2 separate regions of the Homo sapiens genome follow, and region 2 is linked to region 1. A link is a loop called in an ENCODE intact Hi-C map of the cell type or tissue named here. Cell type or tissue: mammary epithelial cell. All regions are shown on one strand.

Region 1 (2,500 bases):
CACGTTGCATTTTAATCTTTTAGTGACCGATTGTCCCCAAATGTAAAATAGAAAGTTGAGGGAGGCAGTAGTTATATGCACATATTTTTTGAGCCAGAGTTCCCTGAGTTTGAGTTAAGGTGTCCTGAGTTTTGAGTTAAAGTTCCCTGAGTTTGCTACCAATTAGCTATGAAACCTGGGCCGAGTTAAAAGTTAGACCTTTACAGTCTTAAGTCTCCCTTTTTCATGTGTAAGACAAGGGAGAATAATGATTGTACCTTTTTCATAGGTTTTGATGATGGTTAAATGAGTTGAAGTAGTGAAAGCTCATAGCACAATGGCTGGCCCATGTTGAATGCCTAATGAATGTTTGCTATAATTACTACTGTTGATGATAATACTTTTGAAAACATAGTTGACTTGTTATAATTAAGCCAGTGTTTACATCTGCTTTACCAAATACTTCCCATGGTTTTTATCTCAGAAAATAGACTCAAAAGTGAACACACACACACACACACACACACATATATACCACACATATGTACAACCTGCATCGTCTAATAAGCTCAGTGGTTCCATATACTATATCTTTGGCCAAATCCGGGGCTTTCTGATTAGCACCTCTAGTTTTTTTTTTTTTTTTCTTCCCACTCCTGCTATAACCATTCTCAGCATTTTCTTCCAGTTTTTTCCTTCTAGAACTACTGCCAGGTGAACTACAAATTATTTTCTTGATTTGCAGCCCATGCACCAATGAGAAAATGCCTATGGTGTCTTTTGATTTTATGGTTCATTGCTTAGGCCTTGTCATAAAAACCATGGCGTCTCTTAAAAGAAAATATAAAACAAAAACAACTTTCTCTTGGCCAGAGTTTATCAAACCTATGCCCATAATGGCATAGAAATATAGGAAATGAGACAATCCTACTCCCCCAATCCCCGTTTTCTGTTTATTTGTTTGATTCCTGCCAAAGCAAAGTGACCTTGAGGGGGCACCGGCTCAGTGTTTGCTTTTTCTGGCGCTACCCACACCCCTCCTTCTTCATCTCCTACTGCTCCCCATTCAGCTCCTCAACAATCGGCAATCACTCTGCCCTTCTGCTCCAAATTTATGACCGGGAGCAAGCCATAAACAGAGAAGGCCAATCCTGATCCTAGGCACTGCACCTTCCTGTTTGCCAGAGGTATGACAGCTTGATGGGACTGTAAAGAATAAGCCTGCATCCCCACAAGCCGCATGAATCATGTCCTAGGATAATGACTAGCAAAGGCTGCTGCAGAGACTGCAGGTGACTCAGAGCCCTGAGGCAGGGCTTTCCCTAAACCACCTAGAACAAAGGGTTCCCATGGATGTTCTCTCTGTGGCGTCATCTCACAAATGAGAAGACCTCACCCACTCTCTGATCTATAAAAGCAGCCTTTTTATTCTGTGATCCATGTGAAATGGCAAAGATCACTCCAGCTTATTGATGCTCAGAGAATTATGAAGGTGCCACCTGAATGATACTCCTATAGGAAATATTTGGTGAACAAGATAACGTTTTTTCATGGATACTATTTGCCTCCTCCAGTTGCCGCTTGGTGTGTATATTATTCGCCAGTGATTGATAATGCCTCGGGACCACCTAGTGATCTTGTTCAGTTTCTAATTTAGTTGATCTGAGGTGGGGCCTGAGAATTTGCATATTTTAAAAACTCCCAAGTGATGCTGATGCAAAACAGCTAGAAGAGAATAATAATTCAAATAAATGTTCCTGGTGTAAAGGAAAGATAAATATTTCAGGTGATGGATATCCTAATTACCCTGATGTGATTGTATGAATGTATCAAATTATTCCAGGTACCCTGAAAATATGTATATCTAATGGGTACCAAAAACAATAAATAAATAATAAAAATCTGCTTTCACCAACTGATCTAGGTTTAAGCAATGGAGTAACATGACACCAGTATAACACCTTTTGCATTTCTGAAAGCTTCCTTCCCCTCCTCTTTCCCCTCCCCTCCTCTCCTTTCCTTTCCTTCTAGATCTGACAGTAGTAGCTGCAGCTTATGCTTTAGATTTGAGATACACAGTTGGGATCTATGATGGTCCCTGAGAAAGGACAATGAGTAGAAGAAGCAAGGTGCAGAGAGGATCTAACAATTTTTGCATGGACATGAGATTTGGAGCAAGGTCTAGAAGCTCATATCAGCAAGGAGTAAGTATGCTTGTGGCTTAAAGATTATGGTCTTCAAGACTTGCTCCTGGACTGGAAATATTCCCCTAATTTTTTGCCTAAATGAAATGTGCTACAGGCCTGAGTATACCTAAATCAGCTTCATTTTTCTGTCAAATCCCTCCCTGTATGCTTCTTCCAGTGATATGTCATGCAGATGTCCACAGGGGACATAGGATCTTGTAGTGCAAAAAACATGAGACTTTCATCAGACAATCAGTCTTGACTCTCAGACTCACTGTTGATTCTATGACCTAGCTCAAGCTACTTAACTCTCTAAGGTTAAATATCCTCCTCTA
Region 2 (2,500 bases), 230 kb after region 1:
TCCCCTTCCTCCCTGCAAATGTAATGGGCTTTTTACCCAAGGTGAATGGTAGGAGGGAGTCAAAGCTAGCAAGACCTGTGTGGACAACAACCTGGCCTGAGAGGGCAGCCTGTTGGGTTTGTCCTTCCTGCGCATGAGACATACTGGAGGGGTGGATGCCGCCTAGTCCACAGTGTTACCGTGTCCTGGCAGAGCCTTGGGTCAGTCCCCTCCTGGAGTCACAGATGGCCACGACAGAGGACAGGTGCTGCCATTCTGGCTCTCCCCTGCGTGTTCAGTCGTGAGGTAAACACCGTGCTGTCTTTGATGCCCAGCGCCCAGGGGACTTCACCCACCTGGGGCAGCCCTTCTGCAGCCAGTTCCGGACAGGCGCCAGTCACTTCTCTTTGAGCCAGCCGACTTGGCCCTCTCCCCTTCTGAAGTTTTTTGATCAGGACTACAGGCGCGGACGATAACCTCTGGATTTTGAATCCCAACAGTGTCCTATCCACCACCGGGGGTGGCAGCCACCTTCTGGAAGGACTGCCAATCACGGAGCCCTTCACCCTTTGGAGTCCCCAGGCCACCGCTCCACCTTCACTTTTGGGAGTCCGGACTCAGATTCCCATCATTCGCCCTGCGGGAGGGGCCCTGGGCATTTTAACCCCGGGAGACACACGCGCCTGGAGAGTGGTCGCCCAAGCCACCGCCAGGCAGGGAGGAGCGCGCGTGCGGCACCACCGCGTGCAGCAGCTCCAGCGCTCGCGCTGCCTCAAGGGGTTTATTTTTATTTCTATTTGGAGCTACTTCGGCCTTAGCCGCCGCCCTTACTTTTCCTCCGAAATTGTGAGAAGGTGCCTTCATGGCTGGAGTTTGGTTTCACGCGCCTGGGAGAAGAGCAGGGCACGGGTGATAAAGAAGGCGCAGTGTCGGTCTGTCGGTGTCACACACGCGCGCACACACGGCGGGGCGGGAGCCGCGCGAGCGAGAGGAGGGCGGGCGGCGTGTGCTGGAGGCTCGCGCGGGTGTATACGAGCCTGTGCTTGAATGGGAAGGGCCGGGATTCCGGGTCGCTCTGGCCCCTCCTTCCTCCGGAGCCAGCCAGTCCCTCGGCAGAGCGCTGGGGCTGCACTGATTTGCTCTCGGGAGTGCGCTATTTGCATATGACTTGCCCATTTGTGAATTTGGCTCCCCAACTCCTCGCTTCACTTCACCTGTGCCTCCCTGGTCCGCGCACTTCGCAGGCGCCCGCCCGCCTCTCGGCCACCTCTGCAGCCTGCCAGGCACCTCCTCTTGCGCTCTCGCTGATTTCGCCCACCCACCTCCCTCCACCCCGTGCCACGTTGGTTTGGGTGGCTGCTCCGCACCGGGTTCCTCCTCCTCTCCTCTTTCCCTCCAGTCCTTCTTATTCTCTTCCTCTGGCTGCGGTGGCTGCTGCTGCTGCTGGTTTTCATCCAGTTGGGAAACCCAGGAAGCCGGCGGCTGCTCCGTGGCGCTAGTCCAGCACGCCCAGGGTTAAAAGCCTCGCGCCCTTCCGCGGAGACTCCCAGGAACACCCGAAGAACTCTTCCACCTGCAGCCCCCTTTTGCCTGGCAGTTCTGCATTGCATCTCATGGAAGTGGAAACAGGAAAATAAAAATGTTCAAACTCCTTGGATGTTGGGATAAACTCACCTGAACCCACTTGGGTTCGGGCTGCCTCCTTCTCTTCCTTCATTGCCACCTTTCCTCTGTGTGGCTCCCGGGAGTGTGCGGTTAAGTCATCAGACTCGAAGTGCCTAGAGATCCGGAGGAAGCCGCGCCGGTCTTCCCCTGACATGCGTGGCATGCCGGGGCTCCGTAGGAGGTTTGCTATACCTGGGAGGACCCTGGCATTCTAAATTTCAGCTCCGGGAAAGAGAAGGGGCTTTTTGCCTTTTATCTTTTTTTTTTCTTTCTTTAAGTAGTAATTTTTTAACTGATTCATTGTTTGGAAAGCGCATATTGCTTCCCTCTTCCCCGAATTCTGGCAACTCTTCCTCCTGCTATGATGGGCCCTTGGGCATCATGAACTTCATTACTCCTCACTGGCTGGAATTCAAACTGCCCATCTGTAGTGGTCCCGTGCGTTGACCATGCACCTGAGAATCCACGCGAGACGGAGCCCTCCTCGCCGGCCGGCCTGGACGCTTGGGATCTGGTTCCTGTTCTGGGGATGTATCGTCAGCTCTGTATGGAGTTCTTCTAATGTAGCTTCCTCCTCCTCCACCTCTTCCTCGCCGGGGTCTCACTCTCAGCACGAGCACCATTTCCATGGCAGCAAGCATCACTCAGTGCCTATTTCTATCTATCGTTCCCCTGTTTCCCTTCGAGGAGGACACGGTAGGTCTCTCTGCTCTTTATCCTTTTAATGGGGCATAGCAATTCGCTAACCCACTAGCCTTGCAGGTAGTGTCAAAGGTGGGAAGGGAATTTAAAAAAAATGAATTTAAAATGATGAAAAGCATCGTATGTCCATGAGGGAAGCAAATTTCTACTTTCT

Evidence for each region. Hi-C counts contacts between places; a loop is a spot of excess contacts. Peaks named below come from ENCODE experiments on the same cell type or tissue, not always from the same donor. Only the 100,000 strongest peaks of a DNase experiment are listed, where the experiment ranks them.
Region 2: it touches region 1 in a loop (11-fold over the local background); 2 of 110 quality-filtered maps call a loop at or near these places.

Annotation. Positions count from the first base shown.
Region 1 is chr14:79,044,217-79,046,716 of GRCh38, forward strand. The region is part of intron 15 of NRXN3 (neurexin 3); the gene reads left to right. Among named protein-coding and RNA genes, the nearest start is that of NRXN3-AS1, 30 kb to the right of the region's middle. In mammary epithelial cell, no CTCF peak of the experiment used is centred here; a DNase peak (open chromatin) is centred at 1,275; H3K27ac peaks cover 1,163 bases.
Region 2 is chr14:79,278,199-79,280,698 of GRCh38, forward strand. All of the region lies in intron 15 of NRXN3 (neurexin 3), which reads left to right. Among named protein-coding and RNA genes, the nearest start is that of NRXN3-AS1, 200 kb to the left of the region's middle. In mammary epithelial cell, no CTCF peak of the experiment used is centred here; a DNase peak (open chromatin) is centred at 1,113; H3K4me3 peaks cover 1,262 bases.